Linked DNA regions of Mus musculus: region 1 is linked to region 2. The links are chromatin loops, found by intact Hi-C in ENCODE. Cell type or tissue: gastrocnemius. All regions are shown on one strand. Links, peaks and the distances in the headings refer to the core of each region. The heading gives the core; the rest is flanking DNA.

Region 1 (15,064 bases), core at 2,756-10,755, 47 kb before region 2:
TGTCCATCCATCTGTCTATCTATCTATCTATCTATCTATCTATCTATCTATCTATCTATCTATCTATCTATCTGATTTAAGGATATATTTTTCAAAGAGACTAAAATAATGCCTATTAGATAAGAAAACTTACTTTAGTAGTTAAAACTTATTAGTAAACCACTACCCCAGGATATAGAAGATGTTTTCCAAAAGGTAACAAAAAAATGGGTGTTGTGGTTAAGTTATTAAATACATGCCGATTTAAGACATTCAAACAATTGAGAAGTATACAAACAAAAAGTTAATTTCCTTTCTTATTCCTCTGACCTTGCCTCCCACCCAAGGTTAATGCCGCTGTGTGCCACTTAAACTATTCCAGATTCAGCAACAGTCAAGTCGCATTTAATTTAAAAAAAATGTAGATTACTATGGCCATATTGTTCTACAAATGGCTTTATTGCATGGCCATTGTTCTTTCTGTACCAGTAATTAAGAAACTACTTCACACTTTTTAATGAAATCATTATAGCTTTGGACGTACTTTCTTGATCAGTCACGATCCTGTTGGTAAACCCAGAGAACATTACTTTCCAATATACACAGTGTCTGGGTAACAGAATTTGGTATTGTAGGTTATTGTCTGAGTCCTTTAAAAAGAATGATGAACACTAGGTGTGTAGAAAAAGAGGCCCAAAGCCCAGGAGTCTGTTGGCTTCTCAGCCTGGTGTCTACCCTGGTGATCCAGTGGGAGTTGTGGTCCCCTGAGGAAAGAAAGGACATTGAGAGGGGAAGAATCTTGCTGTGGAGAAAATAATGGAAGGAAAAGAGGCAGGAAAGTGACAACCCACAGAGGAAGAGGCAAGAATGAGGGAGTGGGACATTTAATAGGAGGCACCTCTCTCCCATTGGAGGACGCGACAGGGGCCTGGGGCACTCAGAGTTCTCGGAGCCCTTTTTTCCCCTCAAGAGTAATTTGTTGCCAGAATAAAACTTAGAGGCCAAGCCAGAAAGTTTCTAAGTAGGAAGGACATTGCAAATGGTGACTACATCCTGGTAATGGACTCAGAAGTGACAAGACTCAGATCAGAATAAACAGGTGCCTTGCAAAGGAGCAGGCTGGGCTGGCTTTCCACAGTCAGACTTTGAGGCCCCAAGTGCATTCTACTTCCAAATCTTAGGCAGCCGTCTTCAGCTGGGAGAACCTAATTTGCATCTAGGATCCCATATGAAAAGAATCTGAAAATAATTGCTTTCAATTTTTTAGTAAAGGAGAGACTGGAATTAGTACTTAGGGCAAATTCATCATTCCTGTATGCCGTGCAGAGCCCGGGGGAAATAGGCTGATAATGAGGTGTAGTTTCAATCCAAGTACTGAAACCGAGCAGGAAAATACTAGCCATTTGCCACTACTTGTGGGCTTTGGTGGTGGTAGTTTGGTTTGGTGTTGTTATTTTTTTTTTATTGTTTTGTGTTTCGTTTGTTTGGGTTTTGTTTTGCAGTTTTGTTTGTTTTGTTGTTGTTGTTGTTTATCCATTCCAGCTCTTTTCCTAGGTGAATAATTCTCATTACCAAAATATCCCAGTTCTCGGCAGGCCACATGATGTCTGGCTGGCACTAGGGCAGCTGACAAACATCCCTGACCCGCTACCAACATGAAACCAGAGTCAGCCAGTGCCCTCCTCACGGGAAGACGCCCATTCTGCCAGGTTAATCAGAAGACCCCGACTTTGGTGACAAAGGTTGACGCCAATAAAATTAAAATATGTGATCTCTTCCTAGCACTTAGCTTTTAATCTTTTAATTGAATGAACAAAGTGGAGCCATTCTTTTGTGTTTAAGACCTAGTATTTCAAACAGATCTGCCTGTGAAATATGAGAGCCGGAAGACATTGCCTAACGCTGTCAGATTAAAGCAGGGCCCGGATGGAAGTCAACGTATACTTCAAAGTCTGTTCCTAGCTTCAGTCGCTCCGTTGTTAATCGAGGGTAAAAGATGTCAGGCACAAAGCAGTGACAGAGTCTCAACACCAGCCTCCATGATTGCTCACACGTGAATACATGCATTGAGAACTAAGGTCAGTCCACAGGTTCAAACATCAGTTAATAAGGAAAAGACAGATACTCTGTAGAGGTGAGACTTCGAAGTTCTTGAACGTGTTTAATTTAAACACTATAAAATGTTTCCATTGCAAATGTCCAATTATCTTTTTAACATTTATTTTTATTTATATGTTTTCAAGTGTGCCTGTGTGTATATGTACATGTGCCTGTGTGTACATGCACATGTATCTGTGTGTATATGCAAGTGTCTGTGTGTATATGCGCACATGCCTGTATATATATGCACACATGCCAGTGTATATATGCACAAGTACCTGTATGTATATGCACATGTGCTTGTGTGTATATGCACATGTGCCTGTGTGTATATGCACATGTGCCAGTGGGTATATGCACATGTGTGTGTAGTTGTCTGAGGATGCCAGACAGGGTGTTAGATTCCTTGAAGGTGGAGTTACAGGCGGTTGTGACTGATCAGATGGGAGTGCTGAGAGTTCAATTCAAGCCCCGTAGAAGAGTAGCAAGCACTATTAACCACTGAACCATCTCTCCAACCCTTCAATTATTTTATTTTATTTTTTAAGACAGGGTCTTACTATAAAGTCCTGGCTACCTTCGAACTCCCTATATTGATTAGGCCAGCCTTGAACTCACAAAATGAGCCTCTGCCTCCCAAGATCTAGGATTAAAGGTGTGCAACACCAAGTCCAACCACCTCAATTACTTTCAATAAATATCAGGGTTATGCAACAGGCAGTACAGCCTGCTTTTAGAACTTTTCCTTACCTCTGAAAATTACCTCCCCACCTCGATAGTAAATTTCCACTTGACCCTTAGCTCCAGGCAATCTCTAATCTAGTTAGTATATGTGTCCATACATTAAATGGAGTAGAATGTGCAGCGGCCTCCTCTGTGACCTGGCTGCTTTCAGTTAGCATCACGAGTGGCTGTTAGGAATACCACAGTGAGCACTGCATACATGTCCTTTCTTGTATAGCAGCTTAACGTTACTGCTCTGAGCACTTGCTTCGGAGGGCCTGGGGTGTGTTGTTCTGATTTTAAATGATCAAGCTGTTTCCCAAGGGCCTGACCATTTCCACCAACAAGGTCTGAAAGTGGTCATTTTTCCAAGTCTGGTTCAACACTTGTCACCGCCTTTCTTTTTGGATTTAGCCATGTTAGTGGGAATGAAAAACACAAGCAGTGAGGCTGGAGAGATGGCTCGGTGGTTAGGAGCACCTGCTGCTCTCAAAGAGGACCAGGTTCAGTTCCCAGCACCCACATGGTACTTCACAACTATCCGTAATTCCAGTTCCAGGGCATCAGACGCCCTCTTCTGGCCTCCACAGGTACCAGGCTTGCACGTGATGCACAAATCTACAAACAGGCAAGACACTCATGCACTCCAAAAATTAAGTAAATGTTTTTTAAAGAGAAAGCCATGCCTTTAACTTGCATGTTCCCAATGTATTTGTTCTTATGATTATCTGAAATTCCTGTATCTTATTTAGTGAAATATTTTATTTATTTATTTATTTTTTTATTTTGGTTTTTCGAGACAGGGTTTCTCTGTATAGCCCTGGCTGTCCTGGAGCTCACTTTGTAGACCAGGCTGGCCTCGAACTCAGAAATCTGCCTACCTCTGCCTCCCCAGTGCTGGGATTAAAGGCGTGCTGTTGACCACTTTTTGATTAGATTATCTTTCTTGTTGTTGAGCTAAGAGTTCTTCATATGGTATAGAAACTAGCAGCTTAGCAGATATAAACTTTTCTACCAGTGGATAAATAAATGTTCCTTTTTCTTAGGAGGATCTCTTAAAATTCAAAAGCCTTTTAAAATGATTACTATCTTATGGATTGTACTCTCGATGTGGTCAGTTCCCCTCTGGCTCTCCCATGAGTTGTGGCCTGAAAGCGCTCATTCTCCTGTCTTCTTTGCTTTGTCACCAAAGCTGCTCCAAAGGATTTTGCCCAAGGAAAATAGTGCCAAGCGGTTCAGACGGTCGCCGTAAAAGAATTCACTTTGGAAAGAGGATCGGGGCAGCTAAAACACAGCACAGAATTTATTATGAGAGGAAAATTACACCACACAGAAACTTGAATGGATCACAACAAGATGAGAGTGTAGGAAAGAAGGGCGTGGCTAACATCCAGCGTCATTGGCTTCGGAAAGAAGGGCGTGGCTAACATCCAGAGTCATTGCTTCTTTCTGGGGATGATGAAAAACACCAGAAGCCTTCTGAAAGGTCTTGAGTGCAAGATGGCTGACGGGAATGCAATCTCCTCACCTTGCCTCCCTCGTGCCTGCTCCCTCGCCCCCACCGTGGTGTGGTGTGAGAAAGGTACATAACTGTGATACTTCTCGGTATTACATGCAGAAAATAGTGACGAGAGGAAACACCTCGGGGTGAATAACGGTAAAGAATGAGGTTTATTTGGCCACACATGGTACTGCAAGTAGAGGGTGTGGAGGTGACATTGAGTGGTGGTTTCTCTTTCCAGTGCCCCCAGACGGCACAGCTCTATAGGCTATGTTTTTTCTTCTGCTTATGAAGTCGCCAGGATTCTATCTCCACTGGACGAACGCGCTCAATCACAGTCTTTTCCCAGAATCCTTATTTCAAAACATCCCAGTCAGGTTTAACCCTTCTCAACAGGGATTGGAGTTTCACACACCATTGTTGGTTAACACTGAAACCATACCTGTGGTATTCAAACGAGAAATATCCCCCATATGCTCATGTATCCAGACACTTTGTTCTTAGTTGCAGGCACTAGTTGGAACGGTTGTGGAGCCTTTAGAAGATGGAGCCTTGATGGAGTAAGATTATCATTGTTAGCCTGGCCCCACTTCCTGTTCTCTCTCATCCTGTGTGTGGATGGAGGTGTGGTCAGCCAGCTTTCTGCCCCTGGGGCCATGTTTTCTCTGACTGCTGCTCTGCCTTCTCTGCCGTTACAGGCTCTCTCTCCCTCTGGTACTATAAGCCAAAATGAAAACTTAGAAGATGAGAATGCTGACAGAAACGTGGACAGTCTGTGGGTTTCAGAGGGGAAAGTTGTGTGTCAACTTCACACACAAACTAGCTCTATCTGAAAGGAGGGAACCTCATTTGATATAATGCTTCCTCCATAAGATCCTGTTGTAAGGCATTTTCTCAATTCGTGATTGATGGGGGAGGGCTCAGCCCATTGTGGGTGGTGCTGTCCCTTGTCTGGCAGTCCTGGGTTCTATAAGAAAGTAGGTTGAACGAGCCAGGGGAAGCAAGCCAGTAAGCAGCATTCCTCCATGGCCTCTGCATCAGCTTCTGCCTCCAGGATCCTTGTCCTGACTTCCTTCAATGATGAACAGTGCTGTGAAAGTGTTAACCTTTTCCTCCTCAACTTTGCTATTTGGTCATATCATTTCATTACAACAATAGAAACCCTAACTAAGACACCCTTTCTCAGAAACTGAGCTACAGGACACTTTGTGATAATTTGACGACGACAACAACAACAACAACAACAACAACATGGCTGTATTTTATCATCTCTGGAGAATTTGTGTGAGGCTGAATTTAAAAGCATTGGACTAATTCCTTTGTTGGAGAAAAAATTTCAATATGGTATAACATTGAGTCTGTGGGGCGGTGCTTACTGATAACTCTTACTACAGTTTATATGAAAAAGGCAACAATCAGGCAGGGAAAGTGTGCCATTTGGAACAGTAAGGAGCAAAGGAAGCTTGGGTTTGCAGGTATCCCAAGAGCCAGACATCATCAATATAGGCCTTGAACTTGTGACCAGAGAGCCCACAGCGTTTTCTGATCTTAGAAAACAGCAGCAGCCTGGGGATGTTCAGCTTCAGCTTGGTACTGCCACTGCTCTGGCTGTGATCTGGGAGACAGGGTTCATCCCAACCTGGCAACCAAACGTCACGGAGCCATTCCTACCGGTCCTCGTTCTGGAGGCATGAAAGATGCAGGGTTGAGGAGGCCAAGGGCTCTTCCTCCACTGCGTCAGAGAACCACTGAAACCAGGCAACATGCAACAGGGTTGGAGACCCTGCTCGGAGGCCTCAAAAGGCCACAGAATGAAGCTGTGAGGGTGAAGCCTGGATTGCGCGGGCAGGGAGTTCAAGACGTTAGAGATGGCAGAGCCAAGTCAAGGGGAGATGCACAGAGCCCACGAGAGATGCGAGCATTGTAGGCAGCCAGGCTACAATGTAGCGGGGTAATCTAAGACCTGGGACGGGACACTGAGCTCCAGATACTGGAGGTGGAGCTACAAATGAGGTACAACCAATCTAAGCTTATTCCCGACTAGTTTTCAAATAAGTGAGACTCAGACTACAGTTATTTAGTTGGCTTTGATAATTACTGGGGGTTAACCCCTAATCTACCTGCCTAACTGCTGGCCTGGCTATCTCCCTAATGATGTGCCCCAAATACCTGCTATTTCTCCTGGCTATGCGCTCATGGTCCATTTCCCCACATGGTGGCTTCCTCCTCTCCTCTTATTCCTCCGCCTTCCATCAAGGTCTCTTCTCCCAACCAGGTAACTTAAAACCCACCTCCTCTAATCCCTAATTGGATGTAGCCAATTTTATTTAAAGTAAGGAACAAGGTTTGCACAACAAAAGCTTGTGAATGTCACTTAGGGCCCATGTACAGAATTTAGCATTATAATGTATAGAAACAGACCAAACCTCAACGTACATAATATACATAATTTAGAAATTGCCCTGCTGGGCTTCCAGCTTAAACCAATATCTCTTTACTATGCCCTCATGACTCCTTTTCTTTTTAAAATGTGAATGAACAGTCCTTGCCATTGTATGTTGAAGACCACACACACACACACACACACACACACTTTTGAACAGTCGAAGCTTATGGGCTCTTTGGGTTCAGACTAAATGTACTTTACATCAAAAAATCTCAGTGAGCCAACAGAGGCCAAGGGCAGGATGTGGTTTGAATGAGAAATGTCCCCTCTAGGCTTGTGTGCTTGAACATGTTATACCAGGTTGGTAGAGCTGTTTGGAAAAGCTGTGGAGACTTTGGGCAGTAGAGCTTGTTGGGGAAAGCCTGTCACTAGGGTCAACTTTGAGACTTTGACAGCTTGGTCCCACTTCCTGCTAGTTCCTTTTCTCTGTTTCCTATGGGTGGATAAAAATGTGATCAACCAACCAGTCCTGTCACCCAACTTTCCCAGTCTGTTGCTATTTCTCTCCCACCATGAGACCCTATTGATCCCTCCAGAACCACAAACCAAAGCGAACCCTTTCTTCCCTACGCGGGCTTTGGTCATAATATGTTATCAGAGCAGAATGTGTAACCTTGGAGTATTTTCTGATTCTATCCCCAGCTAGCTGAATTCTCCCAGGACACCTGAGCTCCGACTCTTGCTCCTTCCCCTTTAGGTGAAGCAGTAGTTCCACTCTACGGTCGGCCAGACAGGGAACAGGAGCAGAGCTCTGCTTCCCAATGTACCGCTACACATCAAGAACCCAGACTTACCACACAGATTCAGAAAAATTGTGTGCCAGAGTGCCCGCAGGTGCAGTTACCATGTGTTGGCATCTGCTTTCAGAAGCCTGGAGAAGAAATCAATGACCCAGTGAAAAAAATTAATTTGCTACTGCCTACCAGCTTGGAGGACCCTGGGCACCATGTGATGTAGGGAGTGGCGGCTAGGGGGCTCTCTGGGGCGGGGTGGTGGTGATGGAGAGTGTTTTTGTTCCTATCTTAAATTTAGTTAATCGAGAGATGAATGATACTGGGAAGCAAAGTAGAAGCGTTTAGTTTAACCTTGGGGATTATGGCTGGAGAGATGGCTTAGTGACTAAGAGCACTGACTACTCTTCCAAAGGTCCTGAGTTCAAATCTAGAAACCACATGGTGGCTCACAACCATCCGTAATGAGATCTGATGCCCTCTTATGGGGTGTCTAAAGACAGCTACAGTGTACTTACATATAATAAATAAATAAAAATTTTAAATTTGGGGATTATAATTAAAAAAGAAAACCAGGAAGATTTTTATTAGTCAAATAAAGGCATTGGCAGGACCACCTGAGACTCTTCCTTGTTTATAATTCCAGCACAAGGGGGTGGGGTGGTTCATTGTACAACTCTGCTGACTGGGAGAGCTTCTGAAAAAGAAGGGAGGGTGGCTGATGAGCCCTTTCAAAGTTGCCCAAGTCACACTTAGGAGAGAAAGCATTTTGAGCAACTTAAGATGACAAGCGTAAAAAAACCCCACCTGAAGACACTACCAGTACTTAAGAACTCATATTACAATGTTGCTGTTATTGTTTGGATTTTTTTTTTTTTGAGACAAAGTTTCTCTTTGTTATCCTAGTTCTGGAACTTGCTGTGTGAACCCGGCTGGTGTCGACTTTCAGAGATCTACCTGCTTCTGCCTCCCTAGTACTGGGACTAAAGGTATGTGTGCCATCATACCCAGATCACATTATAAAAAATATTAAAGACGAGATTAATTATGAAGGGAGATTCTGTTTTCACAGTATCCCAGTTTTTTAAAAAAGAAAGGAACAAAAAGCCTTAGAAACCCAACAATAAAAGCTGGGAGAGGTGGATAACTTTGGGTGGCAACATTAGATGCAGTGGTGGAGTATCGAAAGGCTTTGCAATCTGTAAGTAGTTTATGAGAATCAGGAAGTTGGCTGAAAGGCAGGCCACTTTACCTGGGCTGACATCTGAGCTTGGAGCAATACTGTGGCCCATACCTGTTAGGATTAAATAAATGCCATTCAAAGAGTATTTCTAGAGACTAGAAGCTTCCTTTTAGACTCTCTAGGCCTGCAAATCTCATTGTTAGCCCCCACCATGGCTTAGAGCCAGCAGGCAGATTTATTTGTGGCATACATAATGTCTGTCAATGAGTTTAAAAGATGCAGGCTTCAATCCTTGCATGTGATCGTGTATTAAAAAGCAGCTATTAAAAATCCCAGGTGTCCATTCCTGTGCTGGGTCTTCTCTTTCCGTCTCTTCCACTCACAGTGCTCATTCTAGAAGATAGGCCTGTGTAGATGACAATAGACGACATCAACACATCCACGGGCCTCTCATTTCCTGTGGACCCCGATACCCCCACACTTTAGTGAGAGGTATGACCAAAGAACCCTAATTAAATTCATCAGCCTTCAGTGAGGACTGAAGTCTTGTTTGGTGTGTTTGCATATGTATTTGTGTGTGTCTGTCTGTGAGTGTGTGTGTGTGTGTGTGTGTGTGTGTGTGTGTGTGTGTGTGTATGTGTGTGTGTGTGATGTGTCTGTATGTGTATTTTACATGCATGGCTCTTTACCTGCAGGTTATTTTCTATATGTGAAATAATGTGTTTTATTGTATATCCCAGTAAGAAACATATATACACACACACATATATATACACACACATACATATATATGCATATATATACATACACATATATATGTTATATATATATATTACAACTTCATATATATGGGTGTAAATATGTATGTGTGTGTGCATGCAAAGAGTCTGCATAACAGCAAGTTATAAAGTGTATATATAAGATGGAAACTACTTATGACAACCAGAACTGACATTTTGCAATACATCCTAAACTCTTCTTTGTGTGTGTGTGTGTGTGTGTGTGTGTGTGTAAACTACAGTAGCATCATGTACAGGTTTTGAAAATGTTTTACTTGTATGTGGAGGGGATTTTGGAGTAGAATTTTTATTTGGCTTTACCCAGCATAACTGCTCATTTGGTGTTTGTTTGTTTGTTTGTTTTAAGATTTATTTATTTTATTTATATGATTACACCACAGCTGTCTTCAGACACACCAGAAGAGGGCATTGGATCCCATTACAAATGGTTGTGAGCCACCATGTGGTTGCTGGGAATTGACATCAGGACCTCTGGAAGAGCAACCAGTGCTCTTAACTGCTGAGCCATCTTTCCAGCTCCTATTTGTTTGGGTTTTTTTGTTTTTGTTTTTGTTTTTGTTTTTGTTTTTGTTTTTTAAGATGGAGTCTCTTGTTACATTGCCAAAGCTAGTCTCAAACTCATGATCTTTCTATCTCAGCCTCCTGGATTCTGGGTTTATAAGTGTGAATCACCATGCCCAAGTCAAAGTAACATAACATGTCTTATTTCATAAGAATTTAAATTATTTTTGATATAAAAGGGTACTGGTCACAGGACGGACACACACACACACACATACACACACACACACACAGAGAGAGAGAGAGAGAGAGAGAGAGAGAGAGAGAATATCTTGCCCAATTAAAATGAGCAGAAAGGAATAGCACCCAAACACAACAGCTTTGCTGTCAGAATGGACTCTCACAAAATGGGAAGCAGAAAGGAAAGGAGGTATGGTCAGAAAAACAAAACAGAGGAAATGTACCCACAGAGAGGAATTCAACTCACTGAGGGGAAACTAAGACGAGATTCAGTATTACCAAGTTTTAAGAATTGAAACTTCCAGAGAGAAGTAGAGACAGAGTGGTTCACATCACGTGGGACTGTGAGGGCTTCTGCAGGACATGATAGGGTCTCCTGCGACTGGCAGTGGGATGACGCTGGAACTCATTGCTGGGTACTCAATCTTAACCGCAGCTGGGTACCGTCTACCCCTGGCTGGAAAGGAAACAGTGGGATGAACTGAAAGCAATTGCTAACAAGGAGCTATCAGGCAGACAAGAAAACATCCTGCGGGACAAAGCTGATGGCTTCCCTGATACATCGTTGCCGTTTAATAGTTGCAGATGGTGATTATGTTTACAGGGCGTGGCTAAGAAAGACCGAGGTGCTCATCAAAGCCTGCCCACAGGGAGTTTTTAGTGTTTGGATTTATGAGTATGACTTTTCAGGAGTTGTATCTTCACAATTAGTGCTTCTTTAGACTTCTTCCTCCAGACAACCAAAGCTAAAGGCACTCTTAGAACCCATAGGGTATTGGGATTGGAGCCCTCCCGGCATTGGCATGAGAAAAGAAGACGCTAGTGGTCTGCTTGGCTTTCACAGGACTAATTATGGGCTGCAACCCACTTAGGAAAGACAGAGAAATCTTCTTTAAGAGGAAGTGGGAAGAAAATTGAGGAACAAAACTGCATGAAAGAGGTAGAGGAGGGATGTTCATGTTGGCTAACATTGTGCTATTGGTTTCTGAGTGTGGTTTTTGAAAAAAAAGCAATAGACAGTGAGGGACTAGGAAGAGGTAAGGGGGAGGAAAGAGAGGATCCTTGCTATTTTACTCCCATTGCTGACACATCGGTGTTAGGCTTGGAGATGGCTCGGTCAGTAGAGTACTGCATGCATTCAGAGCTGAGTTCAGATCCCCACGACCCCTGTGAAAAGCTGGGTCTGGCAGTGTAAGCGGTAACCCCCAGGAGCTCGGGGACACGGAAGACCAGCAAACCTTGTTGGCCAGCCAGCCTAGCTGAATCAGCGAGCTCCGGGGTCCGTCACGGAACCTGTTTCAAAAAACAATCATGGAGAACAATCAAAGAAAGACATCTGATATTGACCTCCACCCTCTACACCCTGGCACGCAGTTATACACATATATCTGCAAGCACACATACTAACACTCATGTATAACAGACACACAGTTCAACATACATGCTCAAACCAAACCAAACCAAACCAAACCAGAACAAACTAGAACAAACACCAAACTGAACTAATGTTGCTGAAAAATTGGAAAATCACCTTTCTTGGAGTAGGTGACCTAAATTTAGGGATACCACTATCCAAGAACCTTCCAAATAACCAAGGAAAGACTGGAAGAATGATGAAGGGGGATTTCAGTGAAACCAGAGTACAGGAAAATGCCAGCTAGCTTTGCATAAAGCAGGAGGGCAGGTGAATTAGGCTAGTAAGCAAAGAACCAACTGCCTGTGCCCACCGAGATTATCCTCTGAGCCTTTTACTGACCCGGGCACAAAATTGCATTCTGTCCATGACCATGAGATTCTTGAAAGCCAAAATTTTGCTCCACTTCCTTTGGCCAACCTAGGAAGAGATGATTAACCATGCTCTATTGTGTTAGTTTTCATTTGCCGTTGGCTGACAGCCTTTCAGTGTGGCTCCAAACTTAGAATGGGTGTCGTAGAGAGTCCGTCTCATTTGTTCCCATGAGTGTACAGCTCAGCTTGTGGTAGCTTTGTGCCAGGAAGGAATCACTAATTCTATTTACCAGCATCAGCTGACCCTTCAGCTTTGAGCCAGCTTGAAAGTCCCCGCTGCTGATCAGCTCTGAGCTCACAGGTTCAGGCCTTAGGCTGCTCTTCTACTTCATTTCAGCGACGAGCAACCTGAGGATGGCGTGTTCAATGCTTAATTATTGAAACTTTGAACTGCCCCTTTGAGAAGTGGCCTCCTTTTCCCCATCCCAGACCTCTTTACCTTTCCAAAACTAAGTTTCTATTTCCTCCATTTAAGTATATGAACTAAGAAGCTAAAAGGCAGAATATCTGGGAGGATATATGCTACCTGTATTGTTTTGTCTGAGTTCTTTTATAATGCTTTAATTGCTAAAATATATTTGAACACCAGGCTAGAATTCGCTTTGGAAAGTCATGAGCTGGCGTTTCCCTCAGTTATCCTATAAATGAATGCTCACCAAGGAGCAGCAAACACCAGGAACTCAGAGCGAGCCTTCTTCAAATGAGCAGACGGAGGCCAGTGACCAGGGATGCAGACTGTATCATGCAGGGCAAAGATGAGCTGCTTCCACTTGCAGATAGATCCTCAGTGGCTTACGTGTACCCAGGCTCTAAGTGGTGAAGGTCAGATTCTCTACCGGGTCCAAAGCGTGCTCTCTCTTACTGGCTTTAGTTTTGTTTATTTATCACTGTTTTCAGTGTTTTGGGCAGGGATCCTCCTGGACTCCAGGCATCTTCCTCCACAGCCCCTTGAGTAGCTAGGACTTCTGGTACAGGCCACCAAAGGGCCTTTTAGGTGGATCTTAAATGATCTTTTTAAAAAAAAGACTTACTTGCCTTTCAGCCTGTGGAACACCAAGAGCCCTTGCTAGGGTTAGACCTGTTCTGGCAGTGAGGGGCAACGAGACAATGGAAAGACCCAGCTGTCTGGTTGCCAGGCCAACGGGAGGTGAGAAGTGAGGCAGCTGTGGCTATGGCCATCCTCCTTTGCCATCCTCAGTTCCTTCCTCCACATCCTGCCCAGCCCATCTTCTCTCTTGAAAGATGCCTTGGAATTCCCTTCCTTCATCTTGGTCTGCTGTCCCCAAGTCCTCTGGATTGTTCTGGATACTTTACCTGTCCTCCCATCTTCCTAACCAGGGGCTGTAGCTGACCTTAAGCTGTTCTCTCTTCCTCTCCTGGGTCCCAGGTCCTGTTCTTAGGTGCAGCCACTTTCATAAGATGCTTGACCTCCCAGGACCACTAGCGGTAAACATTCCATCATGAGTGTTTCCACTCCACATTGTAATTGCCTGACAAAGCTCCCCGCTCCCCTCCCCCCATACACACACGCACACACATGCACACACACACCTGCACCTCTCAAGGCAGCGACAGTCCTTTGCCTTCCAGTGTTGCACACACAGCACAGAAACCTCTGTGCATGGCACGCCCCAGGGTGGCACAGTGCCCCTGTGAGAGGGGCTCAGTCAATAGTTACTACGTGAATGGATGAGGGACGGCTTGAATCTGTTATTCACATTTAGCAATTACGTGCCGGTTGTTGGTGCTGTTTGTCTTATGTTTATTTTCCTTATTTATGACATGTGTCAGACTGGTTGGAATCTAGACAGAGTTGACATTCGCAGTGCTGTAGAGCAAATTACTGCAGGTCTAGCACTAACTAAAAATCATAGCAAGGGAGACGGCCCTGACTCATTTCTTGTTGTGGATTACTGACCGAGAATGCCAGTGGCAGATGCGATCCCAGTTGGCTGGGCAACCGCACGCTTTCAGAGACAGCTTACAAAATTGGCTTTGTACATCCCCAGGAGGCAAGCTGTGCTTTGGATGTCAAATAGTTCGACTAGTCGGCCTTCCTCCCCCAGACACTCATTCCCCACTGGAGAAATTCACAGCACGAGGAGAGCAATGCCTCGTGATTCGTATTTTCATGATCTTAGGGATTTTCCCAGAGGCGCATCTGTGCTCATCCTTTCAACAGCCTCGCAAACTTGGCCTTCACCTCAGCTTTCCAGCTAGACTTCAGAAATTGGTTTTGCTCTCTCTGGTTTGACTTAATCACGGTCTGTGAGCACCACAAATCAGCCCGTGTTCACAATATAAAAACCGTCCATTTTATAGTTCATTCCTCCAAGAGGCCGTTTCTATCCAGTTCCAACGAGGCTCACTCTCACTTGGAGAAGAAGGACAGAGTGAGGTTTTGAACCTGGTATATTTCAGTCTGGTACGGGCAGCCCCATTCACGCTCACTTCTCTAAGCCTCGGATTTTGTTTCTGAGCTGAGCTGTCTTGGTCTCAGTGGGGCTTGTTGTGAATTCTAGGCATGCCAGCCTTAAGGAAAGTTGGGTTTCTGTCTCCAGCTGGGGGTAGAAGAGAGAAGCGCCATCCCTTTGATAGTCGGTGAGGTTTCCAGTTCAACGCACATTTCTAGCTCACGCAATTTTGTTCTCATTGCCTCATAGGTCCAAATGTCCTTAAGTGTTAGATCCCCGCTTCTAGTTGCTGAGCTCCATGCCAGCTTAAGGCTTAATTTCTCCCCTGGCTGGTTTCAGTGCACCTGACCGAGGGTTTTATTTCCTGCTCAGTCATCCTTTAGTCAAAATAAAATTAAAAAAGAAAACTCCATGAAAACCGGAGGGACTCTCTTAGACACGTGCTAAGAAAATTTCCAAGAAGCGAATACTGCTCTGGGGTGGGAGTGGCAGAGACTACACCAAGTTAGTCTTGATTACCTATGGCACCTAGAGGGCAAGCCTAAGAAAGAGAAAATTACACCGGACTCTTTGTTTATGGTGGGAAGCTACGTGGCTGGCCACTAAGTATTTCGTTTTATTAATTTCAACCTCTGCTTTTCGTTTACAGAACCTCATT
Region 2 (15,064 bases), core at 4,191-12,190:
TTAGGAGGTATGGATTTGTTGGGGGATGTATGTCGCTGGGGGTGGGTTCTGAGGTTTCAAAAGCCCATGCCAAGCCCAGAGTCTCTCTCTGTGCCTATGGATCAGGAGGTAGCTCTCAGCTACAGCTTCAGCAACTGCCTAAATGCTACCATGCTTCCCCCCCACCCATGATAAAAATGGACTAAACCTCTCAAACTATAAGCAAGCCCCCAGTGAAATGCTTTCTTTTGTAAAACTTGCCTTGGTTGTGGGGTCTCTTCACAGCAACACAAACAGAGATGAGAAAAGTAACTAAGTTAGAACATTTTTATCATGAAGTGGGGCTGTTGCTGGGAATATGTGGTTCTTTGAAGCTATCTGTAGAGGAATGTGTAAGAATGGGATAGAAAAGTCTCCCAATATTATCAGCGGAGATTTGCCATTGTGGTAGGACTTTGGACTATAAGTCTATTTGGAGAAATGCAGAAACTGGAGGCCCAGTTCATGAAGTTCCAGAGGGGTACAAAGACTCTATCCAGAACTGAGCTACAGGCTATTCTTGCTAACAATGCAATGGTATTCATTACCATCTGTCCAGGACAGCTATGAGGATGTATGTATGTGTGGAAATGAACAAAAGTAGGACAACCTTTGTTTCACACCCTAACACCTACCATGGGAGAGACATTCAGTGGCACAGCAGATCAAATGACCTTGCCAGTAGACATCAGCCTCTGACAATAGCTAATATGGTGCTGGAACAAAAAGGCACATTGCATGAAGCAGTCATGGGTACAGAGGTGGGGGGGGGGGACCTGCAGGGTTGGCATCCTGAATTGTAATGATCAGGGCCTAAGGAGTTGCTACCATTCCTGAATGGACCATCTGTGAAGAGTGATGCCAAGCTCCCCACATGAGCCCACTGCTTAAGAAGAACAACCAATCGTTGATGATTGGTTCATTCTTTATCCCAAAGAGACAGCAGGAACAGACCCAGATTCCTGCCTTAAGTTGTTCTTGCTACATGTAAGAACTTAGCCCATATTATTTTGCAAGTCGGTTATGGAGTATTTGTTCTGCTCACACACCATCACATCAAACCATGAGCTTGACTTTACACAGTAAATAAAATCAAGAGATGGGTCCACTGGCTGTATCACATGTATGATACCCACGACCGAATGTTCTCTGTAGTGCTTCTTAGAGGAAATAGTCTATGAGGACCAGGTACTATTCTTCAGTTTATTTGTGGGTCAAAAGCTTTTAAAGGTGTTACATACACAGTAGGAAGACTGAGTGTGTCCTGAGACGAGGTCTAGACTTTGAACCCTGACACATTGCAGGTAAAGGAGCTGGAATTTGCTTCACCTTCCTCTTTTAAGATTCCCTCTCGATAAAAAGCCTACCAGAACCTACCAGAGGAGGTCCATGGAGTTCTATAAAGTGAGATACAGAGAAGATGCCCCCAACCCTGGTTTTCCTCCAAGGAAGGACATGCAGCTGTTTGGAGAAAGCAGTTAGCAGTCAGTCCCCAGATGTGTACCCTGTAAGGTCAGTCCCAAGTACTGGGGTGTGCTCTTATCAGGGCAGCCCACCTCTGGTGCTGAGTGCGGGCTGAGAATAGCTGGAGTAATGGGGTAGGAGAGACCTAGATGTTCCTGACCAATCTGGTCCAACCCTGCTGGCTAGAAGGTCTTTGCCCCAGCTCGGTCTACCAGGACTAACTGGGGCTTAGTCTTAGAACCTTTCTCTTCTTGCTAGGTCTTTCATCTCTTCTTTTCACTTGTGTTACTCATAAATAAATGTCTTACTTACCAAGTCATCTTAGCATCTGCTTCCTGGAGAACAAACTTGCATCAGGCTTTGTGCTTTGAAGCAAGAAAAACCTTAGTACTATGTATTTTGGCAGCTTCCTTTCCAATTTTTCAAGTACTGGTAAATAAGTAACACAGTTCTTTCAACTTTTTTTTTATTTATTTAAATTAACAAAACACAGGCTACATGCCATTTTCAGGTAAACTGCCTGGAAACAGGAAGTAACATTTACAACCTGGCTTGCTAGATACTTGGAGCTTTAGTTTTTAACTGGCAAGCCCAAATTCTGTAGAAAGAGCAACATTTGGTGTAATGTCCAAATATTTGAAGGATTTTAAACGTTAGCTTGGTTACATTTTGTTTCAGCAAAGCAGAGAAAGATCATAATTCAAAGCATAATATTAATATTTTATTGAATGTCTTTGGGGCTCAATAAATACATAATGCACAGTGATTGAGCTTTCTTCAGCAACTACTTACATCCAGATATACCCATTAGCTCCTTTTGGCTTGGGAAAGATTGACTTTGTAGTCATTGGCCAAAGGGATATCCAAGTTTAAAAAACATAAAAGGATGAAAGAGGGATACAATAAACTAAGAAGGATCAACGCAAGCCTGAGTAAAAGGGCAGGAAACAAATTTGCCACTATGCTGGATGGCTAGCTGGTTCAAAGTAATGATGGTCCAAAGCCTGGTAAGTCAAAGTGATGATGGTACAAAGCCTGGGAGGTCAAAGTCATAATGGTCCAAAGGCTGGGAAGTCAAGGTGATGATGGCCCAAAGGCTGGGAAGTCAAGGTGATGATGGCCCAAAGGCTGGGAAGTCAAGGTGATGATGGCCCAAAGGCTGGGAAGTCAAGGTGATGATGGCCCAAAGCCTGGTAAGTCAAAGGATGATGGCCCAAAGCCTGGTAAGTCAAGGTGATGATGGCCCAAAGGCTGGGAAGTCAAAGTGATGATGGTCCAGAGCCTGGGAAGTTTTCAGAATTCTATAATTTGATGAAGGGTGTGACTTTGAAGTGCTGGTGACCTTGGATGACTTTGTTCTTTGGCTTGCTGAGGTGGGGTCCATGAGGCAGACTTCAGATTTGTATCTGGTTAATCTGAGCAAGGTTGGCCTTACGTTTCCCAGTGTCCAGGAACCTGATCTTCTTGGGATGCTTTTGAGAAGCCAAGGAACAATACTAATGACTGTGTTGGGATAACAGGTGTAAATGAGGGCTGCTGCCTCCTCTGCATATGAAACCTGGGGCTGGCTCTACTTTCAGGTGAGCATTGGATTGTCCTTCAGGTTATAGCCTACTAAGTCTTTCATAGTGGGAAGTAAAAGCCAGAGACAGGCTCAGGGGCATATTCCATACCACATTGTGGTTCTTTTCCTGGATCTTTCTTCTCTCTCCATGCAATCTCACTCAGGATGCTAACACATTTGTGATGACACAGAAGAAGCCTGCTGCTTTGAGTGAAATGGGCCTGGGAGCTGGAAATCTCCTTTTTACCAGCTCTGGAGGGGCCTATGATGGAACATCCAACTCTTCAAAACATGTTCTCAAACCACCAATCTAGACCATTCTCTCTCTGACACAACTGGTTCTTTAAACATTCCCACAAGATTTGTTTTGGAATAGGCTACATTCTGCTCCTCTGGGTTTTCCTGGCTCCTTCTATTCCAACAGGACACCCAGAGGCACCTGGAAGCATGTGTAACTGATCAGGCACAGTTTGTGTGCCTCAATTCTCTATTCATGGATGAAGCTTCCTGGACACTTTTATCTAAGACACCAAAAAGCTCCATTCGCAGTGAATGGAAGGGATCTTGCCCATCTGAAGACTTCAACAATTCTTTGTCCTGAGTGGCACTTGTGGCCATAGAAACCCAGGGAAATCTCCCCACCATCCATCACCTTTGCAGGTGTTATGACCTAGAGATGTGCACAGCTGGAAGTAGGAAACACACAAGCCTTTTGTCCTTCGCTGGGGTAGTCATGGTAGGAGAAATGGCTGATAGCTTGTCCATCCATGCACATAGGTAAATGATGGGGACTGGGTGAGCCTCATGGAGAAGCAGCTTGACTGACAGGGAAAGCTGCATCCAGTACTAAGAGACTGAGGGAGGAGAGGAAGCAAGGCGGTCTCTAGAACCTGGCTTTACCAAGAATGTTCACACTCTCAACCAAAAGAGAGGTTTTACAGAAACACAACCTAGAACCTACCGTGAGTCAGTGACATGAAAGTGGCCCATGCAGCACTGCTTTCCATGGTGGCTGGGTCTAAGAAGGCCAGCCCAATAGGCCCAGCAGATCCAATATAATCCTCACAGTACACTGCAACAGCAGTTCACACATTTGGGCAAGAGTAAGAGGCATCACAGGCCAGCCACAATGTGTGGATGTGTGTGTGTGTGTGTGTGTGTGTGTGTGTGTGTGTGAGAGAGAGAGAGAGAGAGAGAGAGAGAGAGAAAGAGAGAAAGAGTATGTTTGTGTGTATGTGTGTGGTGTGTGTGTATGGTATGGTGTGTGTGTGCATGGTGTGTGTGTGAGGGGGGTTGTGTGTATGGCATATGTGTGCAGTGTGTGTGTGTCTGTGTGTGATGTGATGTATGGTATATGTTGGGTGGTGTATGGTATGTGTGAATGTGGCGTGTGTGTGTGTCTCTGTGTGTGTGTGTGTGTGAGAGAGAGAGAGTATGTTTGTGTGTATGTGTGGTGTGTGTGTGTGTATGGTATGGTATGTGTGTGCATGGTGTGTGTGTGTGAGGGGTGTGTGTGTATGGCATATGTGTGCAGTGTGTGTGTCTCTGTGTGTGATGTGATGTATGGTATATGTTGTGTGGTGTATGGTATGTGTGAATGTGGCATGTGTGTGTGTGTGTGTGTGTGTGTCTGTGGTGTATCCTTGGGAGGATGACAAAACAAGAATGAAGATCCACGTCAGCATTGTGCTTGCAGGTCTCCTGTCTGCCACCTCACTGTAGCTAAAGACAGGATCAAAACTATGTCTGAATAGTGGGAAGTCCCAGGAGACAGAACTGGGTGAGGACTACATGAGGCCAATGCTCTTCTTTTTCAAGAGGCACCTGTTGGTGATTGGGAAACTCCCAGTGCTGAGCCCCACTCCAGGTGGATTAACTCAGAGCCTTACAGGGTTTTGTTTACTTCCATCTTTTTTCTGTAAGAGAAGCTTTGACCTTGCAATCCAGGCTGGTTTCAAACATGAGGCCACGCTCCTGCCTCAGCCTCCCAAGTGCTGGGGTTACAGTTGTGAGCTACCATGCCTAGCTACATCAGTGTGTTCTAAAGGACCTACTGGATGATTCTCACATGTAGTCAGCTCTCAGAGGATAGCTCAGGTCTTGGTTATGGTGATGAGTGGGCCATCATCCCTCTACCCAAATGAATCAGAGTTTGTTTTAGGGAGCAGTTCTGAACCCCACTTCATGCCCAAGCTCCACTGCTCACTCTGAAAGGCGATTCTCCTTTCAGTTGCTTCGTGGGGCATGAGGCCTCCGAGCAAGGTGAGAGAACTCTTGAGGAGGGGTTTGACCTGAAGAGCTGGGACCCCCAAACATGATCCACATGTCTACAGGGGTGGACCAAATGCCCCATTGACCAGGAAAGATGAGGCAGAAGAGATGACCCAACCAGATGTCTGAGCATCATCTGGTTCTGTCTTAGTCAAAATGATTCACCTTCTCCTGAAACCCAACCTCACGTTTACAGGAACTACTTGAGCCTTCCCAACAGCTCATCTCTTGCATCATTTCCTGTGTTTCTATTATTTAATAGAAGCTATATTTTTATATATACAGCTACTAATATTTTCACCTATGATACTGTAACCTTCATAAATGCAACTAAATAGTCACTAATTAAGATAACAGGAGCACCACACTCTTGCAACTAGAAAGACTTTTGCATCACTGTGTGTTAGAAGAAAGCAGTCTAAAAGCACCTTGAGGTTCAGCTTGCAGTTAGATATCTAGAAGAATGCACAGTTCATCATGTGGGTGATGTGTAAGATAACACCAAAGGGCTCCTGCACGTGTATGAAATTGCCGAGTGCCCAAGAAAGGACCTGAGATGCCGATGTTACCCACGCATTTAGTCTGAGTCATTTGTAAAGATTGGCGCCACTCTCTCGTTTGCTTCAAATGACAGTTCTTACGGAAAGCTATAGTTGAACTGCCTAGATCTCCTTTTTCAAATGTAATTTTAAAGCCGTTCACTTAGATACCCAAAAGGACTGCTTGTTTTTCCATTTTCCTCTCTAGCAATTCTTTTAAGCCCTCATCTCTGTGCTTGAAGTATAAGTAATCAGAAAACGAGGGGCCCTGTCCGCCGCTTTGCAACAGCCGGCTGCTCAAGCGCTCCTCTCTGATGGCACAGTCTATGTCTTTGCCCTCGCAGTCTATGTCACTGCCCTCGTGGTCCTCGCTCCTGTCCTCCTGCTGCTCTTCCGGAGCATCCTGATCCCTGCATCCTTCTCCAGGGTCCTGCAGGGTCTGCTCCTGCTTGGTGGACAGATCCTCAGGCGCGCAGAGCTGCTGGCTCTCCGGGGCCAGACTGGGGCTATAGGGCTCCACTTCGTAGCAGTTGTCCTCTTCCCCGGCCTCCTCCTCCTCCTCCTGGCAGAGGCAGTCCTGCGTGCTGTCCACGTCGGACTGGAACATTGGCCCGTTCGCACTGCGCTTCTGGGAGAGGTCAAATGGTTCCTCCTGCTCTAGATTCCTCAGGACACCAGCGGACTGCACCAGGACGAGTCGTCCCCTACCCAGACCTGCAGGACCAGAGCAGAATTTATGTGTCTGAAAAAAAAGTCATGCCCCAGGCCCTTTAGGCATTCTGATTGGTCATTTTAAAAATGAGGGTGGGCTGGGGTGATGTGTGGGAGGGGGGAAGAGCTCCCACTAAGGACTCGGCCATGGGAAGCTTGTTATTCATAGAACTCGTTAAGGCAGACCTGGCACGGTGTGTCCTAACTTAGCATGTCTCTCCTGAGAATTTAAAATATGAAAAAGTAAGGAGAGCTGCGGGAACACAGAGTACGTGTGAAATATTTTTTATTATTCTAAAAATGAAAAATAGTATCTAAAGTGTGGTTTAAACACATACATGGAACTACACAATGAACAAAATGTGTACTACCTGAGAATACATACACGTATTCTCTGTGAATTCTAAGTTAAAATCTCTCTCTTTCTCTCTCTCTCTCTCTTTCCCTCTCCCTCCCTCCCCTACTTCCTTATGTCATTTCTTCCCTTTTATATTTCCTTATCAAAACTGTCCAGAAGGATGTAGGCTCAGAATTCAAAATTGATGAACTCTGAATTGACTACTGCACTTTCTCCTCACTCCTCAAGTATTTCTCATTTTTCTTTTCACAGAGAACATTTAGTCCTCAATAAATATTGAGGTCTCAAGACCTCAGATGGATAAAGCCGCAGCAAAGACAATTCAGAGAAAAACTAAGCCACAAAACTCCGCAGCCTGTGGTCCCTATGCACAGAGTAGAGGTTCTCCGAGGCGCTCACAGAATCCCTGACCCTGATCCTGACCTGACATCCCTGCAATGGGCTGGGTGATCTGGGGCAGGGACTCCCTTTTGCTTGGGTCCAGAAACATGGGCTTAGGGATTAGCCCTGGGCACAGACCGCTGCTCATTTCATCTTGAGTTCAAGGCCTCTCTGCCTGTGGTGACCCAAACCAGACTGTCAGACCCAGCAGGGACATGGAGGGTTTGAGAAACAGGAAGGGAGGAGTCCAGGACACAGCAGGTGGCAGGCTGTGGTGGGAGAGAAGAAAGGAAGGGTTGGGGCTCTGAGGGACAAAGATGCCTGCTGTCCAGAGCTTTAATCTTGTCCAGGGCCAAAAGGAATCTTTTTCATCTTTCTAATGATTTTTTGGGGGGTGTTTATTTGTTTTATTTTGTTTTGTTTTGTAGGGCTAGCTGATGAGGTGACTAAGTAGCCTGCGGCACTCAGGGGACCTGGGACATAAAGTCTTCACTGACACGGGCCTGTAGCTAAGGAGATTAAATAAGCAAGAGGTTTTCATTAGTTCAGTCGAGACACAAACCCCTGCTCACATGGGAGCTGGGGCAACAGGGAAGCCACGCTTGTGTGAACAGAAACCTTGCCCACTGCAAATACATCTCTGCCAGTGCATGGGGTGCAGATCCATCACTTGATTTTGAAAATGGAAGAAAACCCCCACCTCCACTAGCTATGTGAGAAGTGTATGTAATAATATAATAATGACTATCTACAATAAAGTCGTCATACAGTAAGGATATAACAAAGACTGAGTTGAAAAGGCCTGGGTTCGAATTCTAAATCTACTTTTTTTTTTCCTTTCTCTTTTTCATTGAGCAACTTTGGAAGTCTCAGATTTCCAACCTGCAAGATAGAAACAATAGATGTTCTCTAGCTGGGAGTGACTGGGGATGTAAAGAGATAAAGCACACAGTGTACTGCCCAAGACGAAGACGTCATGGCCTGTACCGCTGGCATCATAATTGTGTTCCAGAGTTGCTCAGTGGCTCGAGTTTACTCTTGCCTGCTCTGCTGTGGTCACTAAAATACACCCCCTTCGATGGGCAAGAATAACCCCACCCCACCCTGAGAAGTGCCCCCATAAAAGCACGCTGCTCTTCCATGTGCTGTCCCCTGGGTATGGCAGGCAGGGCTTCCCACCACACTGGAGGTAGTACCTTGAGAGTGCAGGCCTCGCTCCATCACTCCGTGCTTGACCTTCATGTGGCGGGTCAGGTTCCCCTTCAGCGTGAACTTACTGGGGCAGTAGAGACACTTGAAGGGCTTGCTGTCCGAGTGCAGGTGCAGGTGCCCCATCAGGTTGTGCATTCTGTTGAATTCCTTCCCACACAGCTGTTGGAGACAGAGACCAGGGCACGGTGATTGCCAGGGAGAACCGGTGTTCTAGTGGTGGTGAGGGGGCTGAAGAGCCCTGGCCACACCTGCTTGGTGCTATTACTACTTCTAAAGACAATGTCCCCCTGACAGGTGTGTATGGGGGGGGGGGCCGCAGGTGCTACCTGGGTGTCAGAAGTGGGGCAGGGGGGGGGAGGGTGTATTGTGAGACACAGGTGTCCAGGATCTCTAATCTCAATGCCCAGATTGCAAAGCTTGAAATGAAAGCTTTTTTTTTTTTTTTGTGGCAGGGTCTTATAGAGTCCAGGCTGACCTCAAACTTACTATGTAGCTAGTTAAAAGAGGCAGAAATATAAGAAAGGGGCCATCTTTTCTCTGGGTAGAGATCTAAAGATATGAGACTATTGACATATGTAGATATAAAGATATAGATATGGATAAACATGTAGATTTAGATATAGATAAAAGCAGACTTTTAGAGATGTATGCATCTGTGCGTATGTCTGAGTTTATGGATGTGTAACCTGTGTGGGCCCATGTGCATGCAGACGACCAAGCAGTTGTGGGCCACCCAGTGTGGGTGCATACATGACAGATCTCAGGAGGGGATCTGCTACTCCTCCACAGAAGAAAAGTACACAGTGGTGACTCTGGGGTCCATTTTGTCCCAGTGCCCCAGGAGAGCAGCATTTGGGAGCTTCAGCTTTTTCCTTGGTCCTGCAGTGAGGGAGACAAAGACGGATTCTGCGTCTGTGCTTAGAGCAGCGTGTTAAGAGCATTCTTCTCTGCCCTCAGTCCCTGGGGGGACTGGTGGGTGCAATGTGTGGTGAGGGAAACCACAGGGAGGATGTGAGGTAAGGCATCTCCTGGGGCTTATATCAGCTTTCCCTTCTCACTGACAGAGGTCTCCCAAGCTAATGTTGAAGATTCTAGATTGAATTTCTATTACCAAAGACACTGTTCTCTTTAGGGAAGGGCAATGGAGCTAACTTTGGATGAACGGGCAAGAGCTGACAAGATTGACCTTGGGAGGCACGGCACAAGACTATTGGGTGTCTGAGGAGCCAGCCTGGGGCTGCACAGCAGACCCAAAACAATCCATGCGCAGACTCTGAGTAGTTGGCTCTGTACCTGCATGAGGATTTGGAGTACATTTCTCCCCTCTGATTCCTTGCCAGCAAGAATGAATTTTCGATGCTAGGCAGAGTTCTTAGGTCAGAGTAAGTACACACCATACACATTAGAAGACAGTGACCCAAAGCCAGGGGATGCAGCACAAAGGTAAAGTGTTTGCATAGACCGTGCACACACCGGGTTTGAACTCCACCACGGAGGAACAACAAAAGAGGACAGCTTAAGAGGAAGAAAGGATGGGAAAGCTGACCCAATTCCAACCTCCACAAGCAAAGCCATATGTAGCCTGGACACTTCCTTTATTCCCACTAGGCAGAACTCATGAAGGCACTAATCTGAGCTCAGTTTTGCCCATGTCTAAAGTTGTTTTCTTTTTAAAGTTATGATAGCTTAGCTTTCCTGCTCCTTTATTAGAGCTGAGGAAAAAACTTCAAATCTAAACATCCACATTAGGCATTGCGAGACCAAGAACGTTTTAAAGAAAGGAACTACAGCTCATGTGTTTTGTGGGGTGACCCCTGGGTATGTATCTAGAGGCACGTTGCTGTTGCAATTGCTGAGACCAGTGCTGAATCAACACTGGTCATGTAATCTCTGTGGGCTGGGCCTGCCTTTGGGTTGCACCTTGCCTTGGGTTTGCCTGACACATGGTAGGTCCTCTGTTAGTAGGTGGGACACATTGCAGTAGAAGAACTTAAAGAGGAAAAGGCCCCAAGTGGAAGAGCAGAAGGTATGTAGGGGGAGAGAAGCTGAGGACTGAAAGATGACTTTAGTCATCAAGCAATGCAGCCATAGAGAGGGTCAAATGCTCCCCTCTAATGCAATCACAGATGGGTCAGATGCTCCCCCGCAAAGCAGAACTCTATCACTGAAAGCAAAGGAAACAGACCACTGTGCTGGCTTCCATGGTGGGAGACATTCCTCTTCTAGTTATTCTCGTGATGCTCAGGTATCAGACTCAGGATTGGCCTGAAGAATGCTTCACTAGAGAGATAGATCTGGGGCAAGAGCTTAGTTGGTAAAGTGCTTGCCATGCAAGCATGAGGACCCCCAGCACCTGCATAGATCTCTGAGTGTGATGACACACTGCTTCTGCAACCCTCTTGCTGAGGTGGTAGAGATGGGCAGGTCCCTGGGAGCTTACTAGACAGACAGCCTTACTAGACATGGCACTTAGGTGAGGGGGGCAGAGAAGCTGATGACTTCTAAAGAATGACTTCTGAAGTTGACCTTAGGCCTCCATGTGAACGTGCACCAAACACACACACACACACACACACACACACACACACACACACAACTGGCAGATAGTTCATCCCTTTCTTGAAGAATGTGCGGTATGCCCTTTATGTTTGATTTGGCATAAGTATGAATTGTCTTCATTAATATTTATAGACACATGAATCTGCCTTACACTACACGAACTGCTGCCATTGGGAAAAGGGTCAACTGCTTAGAGCTGTCATACCCACCACACCTGGGACTTGGGGACTTGGGACTGCAATTCATCCACCCCAAGGTTCCACCCGTCAACCTTCAACCTTCAAACTTCCCTCACCGCAGACCTGCCCTCAGAGTTCTGTGCTTGTCTGATGGTCCCCTCTGAGTATCTTGCAGGTTCCTCTTCAGCCTCAGACAAGTGTGCTGTCTAGTTTTATGTCCACTTGTCACCAGCTAGAGTTATATGAAGGGAGGGACCTCAATTAAGAAAATGCCTCCGTAAGATCCAGCATTTTCTTAGTTACAGCGATTGATGTGATGTGCTGTCCCTGGGCTGATGGCCCTGGATTCTCTAATAAAGCAAGCCATGGGGGGCAAGTCAGTAAGCAACACGTTTCCACGTCCTCTGCATTAGCTCCTGCCTCCGGGTTCCTGCCCTTCCCTCATGATGGACTGTAAGCTGAAAAATCAACCCTTTCTTCCCCAAGTGGCTTTAATTATGGTGTTTTATCACCGTTAGTAACCATAACTAGGACAGACAAATTACCTTTTGATCCTTTCTGAGAGCCCAGTGAATGCATGTTCACTGCTACCAATTTTCTGGCTCAATTCACTCAACATGAAACTTTTGGGACATTTTAGTGGCCTATGGGAACGTTATGACTTTTAAATTATATTGTCAGACCTATGAGTTCAAGGCAAGCATGGTCTACTTAATGAACTCCAGGACAGCCAGGACCTCATAAAGGAACGCTGTCTTGAAAAACCAAAATGACCAAAAAAAAAATTATTATATTGTGCTCCACAGTAATCCCAGTGGCCTGAAGGAAAGTCCACTGTGAGTTCATGATGGGTCAGCTCTGATTCCAGTTTCTGTGCTGTTGGCAAGTTTAATTTTTTTTTTATAGTAGAGTGGTAGCCTGTTGGTTGTAACAAGGGAGAGATACCACAATGGTGAGTGGAGGCACATCAACTTTAATAGGTGTTGGAAGGCCCAAACGGGGCCCAGGCAGTTTTTAATGCCAGGGTCGTCTCTATTTTCTCTGTAACCAACCTCAGTATCAGGGACCCGGCTACTTAAGAGGAGTTGTTAAGCCTGAGGCTGGGAGAATATGTAACAAGTCAGGAAAATAGCATCACCTTATACAACAATCTTAAAATATAGCCATTACTTATTCTCCTCCTGCACGCACACCAGTTTGTAAAAGAAAACCCTCACTGGCAGAAGGGTGGAGTCAGCCCATGAAGGACCTGAAACACCCGGGCCTCATTCACATCTCAGCAATAGCTACTCAGTGTCTTCCCCCCACCTCTGACCTCTCGCTCTCATTCAGAACACTCACGTCTTTCTAGTTCCCAGAAGAGTGTCCTCGCATGGCAATGCCCAAGTAGAGAGAGGTTTTGTTTTGATGTCTGTGAAACACAGAGCCGTCCCACTCAGACAATAAAGGGGGGTCAGAAAAACTGAGGCTGGACTGGGATCTGCTATCTACAGAGTCCTGGAATGTCAGCTCTAAGCAGAGTTCCTGCAGAACTCTGGGAACAGGAGCAAGAGTGCAGAGGGACCACCGGCCAAACTCATTTCTTCTCTGGGAAAAACAAAATCAGTAGCTGAAGGAAGGCTTCCTGAATTGAAAACATAAACGCATTCCTAAGCCAGGTCTGGATGAAGGATCGCCTTCCTAACAAGATCTGCATCAAAGTAAGAGAGATACTGGTAGGGGGCTGAGGATACAGCCTCTATCTTTCCAGATGTGAGCCATCGCACCCCAGTGAGGGTGCTGTGCTTTTCAAACATCAAAGGAACAGAAAGGAGTCTTCTGGCTGAACCCCTGCCCGATGACCTGGGGCTGAAGAGAAGCCCAACTCTGGGATTCATGGGAGATTCACTACAGATCACAGGCTTTTGGAAAGCCCAGCATCTGTCTCTCTGATGTCCCGGATGACCTTGAAACAGCTGGAATGCGTTCTCTTTGCTTCAGCCTCCTTGCACTGGCCTCCTGGTGCCCTTCCCCACCTCCTCTCCGAGATACAGGGCCTGGAGTTGCTCCCTTCCCGGGAGCCCCCGAGGCAGCAGCTGCCACAGAGAGGTCAGTGGTGGGCAGAGACAGAGCAATCACAACGGCCACTTGGCTAAGTCCAGAGGCTTAGAAGGTCAAGCAGCACTAGACCAGGCTACTCCCTGAGGTGAGCTTCAGAGCCAAGATGCACCAGGAAGCTATGCTTTCCTACCCAGAGAGGAGAGGTCAAAGAGCTTCAGCCAGCCCCAGAGAATGGCCGCCCTTCCCTCACATTCCTCTCCCTCTCTCCTCTTTAATAAGAAGGGTGTTCCTTTCCTCAAAGGGAGAGGAAGGGAGGGAGGGAGGGAGGGAGAGAGAGTGTAAACTGTCCAAAAGGACCGTGAGAAAACAGGAAGCTTTGAAAAGTACAAGAGAAAGCAAGATGAAATCTATTTGCAGGCGGGCCCCTGGGGACATGTGAGGCATTGTTAAGCAGGCAGTTCATACAGCAATATCCTTCCTTCTGCCTAGGAGGAGGGCTTTGCTGCCAAAAGGCTGCTATCTGGTCACTGCCTTAACCCCCTCCACACCAACCTGAAAACCCTCACCATGGGCACTGGCACTGAGTCCCTATAAACTACCCGGTCTGATCTCCCTCCTTTCAGTATACCAAACAGCCCACAATCCATTTGGTGCAGGAAGTAGAACCCCCTTTTCCAGGCAACTAACTTTATCTGTCTGCCCCACTCATGGACCTGCGCTCAGCCCTCTGCTGTAGAAAAGGCAGTAGAAGACCTGGTGACTCATAACTTAGGCAGCTCTGGGCTTCACCCATCTCAAAAGGGAATTTGTCCCGGAAATTCTGGATGGAAGCTCTTCCTGGTTTTCCTGGTCTTTTGGAAGGTTTTCCAAAGACGGCAGCTGGATCTTGGCTATTATGGAGTGCCGCCACTATAGAGATAGTATCCAAATCAAGAGCTGCGTGCTTATGCCAAATCTGGGAAGCATATCTGTGAAACATAACTTAAGCCTACAGGCTGGCTCTCTAGACAAACTCCAGCTGGCTGCCAGGAACAAGGAGTCTAGAAGTCGAGCCAATAGCAAGAGTCCAGAAGGGCAGTCATATATATATATGCACACACATATATATATACGCCCTTCTTCTGTCTCTGTGGTATATATATACACAGACAGAAGAAAGAAAGAAACAGAAAATGGAAAACTTCCCTCTCCACTAATTTCCCATCCTACCCTATTGTTAATGCTTGATTCTACAGCCAGTGACATTCCTGCTCCCTGGGGACAGCTGTTTCCACTGAGAACTATTTCATGCTGCAATGGGAGATTTATGTTGAGGAGGGGATTTTAATGGCCAAAATCCTAAGAAATTAGAATCTGTTGCTGAAAGAATCTTTCTTGTCACTAATTGTTGGGGAAAGGCAATTGAGCTAGCTCAGGGCTGCAGTGTCTCAGTGGCTGCTGGAAGCCTAGCTTTTTGGTTTTTTTTTTTTTCTTTTTTTTGCTGACCATGTCAATCATGAGAAGAGAATAACTATCTCTGCTATGACTATCAAACTTGGGTGTAATTGGTTAAGCTTGTTTCCTACCATCACTATGTGGCTGGTCAGACATTTGTCTCCATTGGTTACAAAGTGCATAGCAATGAACGAGTGGCCTCCATCTCTCGTCTAACCCTTCCAATACCCTACAAACGTCATTCAGGGACAGATTTCTATACAGCTCAATATGGGTAAGAAGCAAAGACCACAGGACATCCCAAGATCGACCTGCTCTTCCGAGAGATGTGAAC

The links. A loop is a pair of places that touch in the nucleus more often than their neighbours do. Peaks named below come from ENCODE experiments on the same cell type or tissue, not always from the same donor. Only the 100,000 strongest peaks of a DNase experiment are listed, where the experiment ranks them.
Region 1: a loop joins it to region 2, with 1.8 times the contacts of the local background. A loop is called at or near these places in 5 of 42 quality-filtered maps.

What each region holds. Positions count from the first base shown.
Region 1 is chr13:99,283,503-99,298,566 of GRCm38, reverse strand. No RefSeq gene overlaps it. Among named protein-coding and RNA genes, the nearest start is that of Ptcd2, 54 kb to the left of the region's middle. In gastrocnemius, for the core only: no CTCF peak of the experiment used is centred there; no DNase peak of the experiment used is centred there.
Region 2 is chr13:99,237,527-99,252,590 of GRCm38, reverse strand. It overlaps Zfp366 (zinc finger protein 366), which reads right to left. Exons shown (of 5, transcript NM_001004149.1): 4 at 8,503-8,677; 5 at 5,559-6,570. The coding sequence ends at 6,020. Among named protein-coding and RNA genes, the nearest start is that of Zfp366, 60 kb to the right of the region's middle. In gastrocnemius, for the core only: no CTCF peak of the experiment used is centred there; a DNase peak (open chromatin) is centred at 7,552; H3K27ac peaks cover 4,165 bases.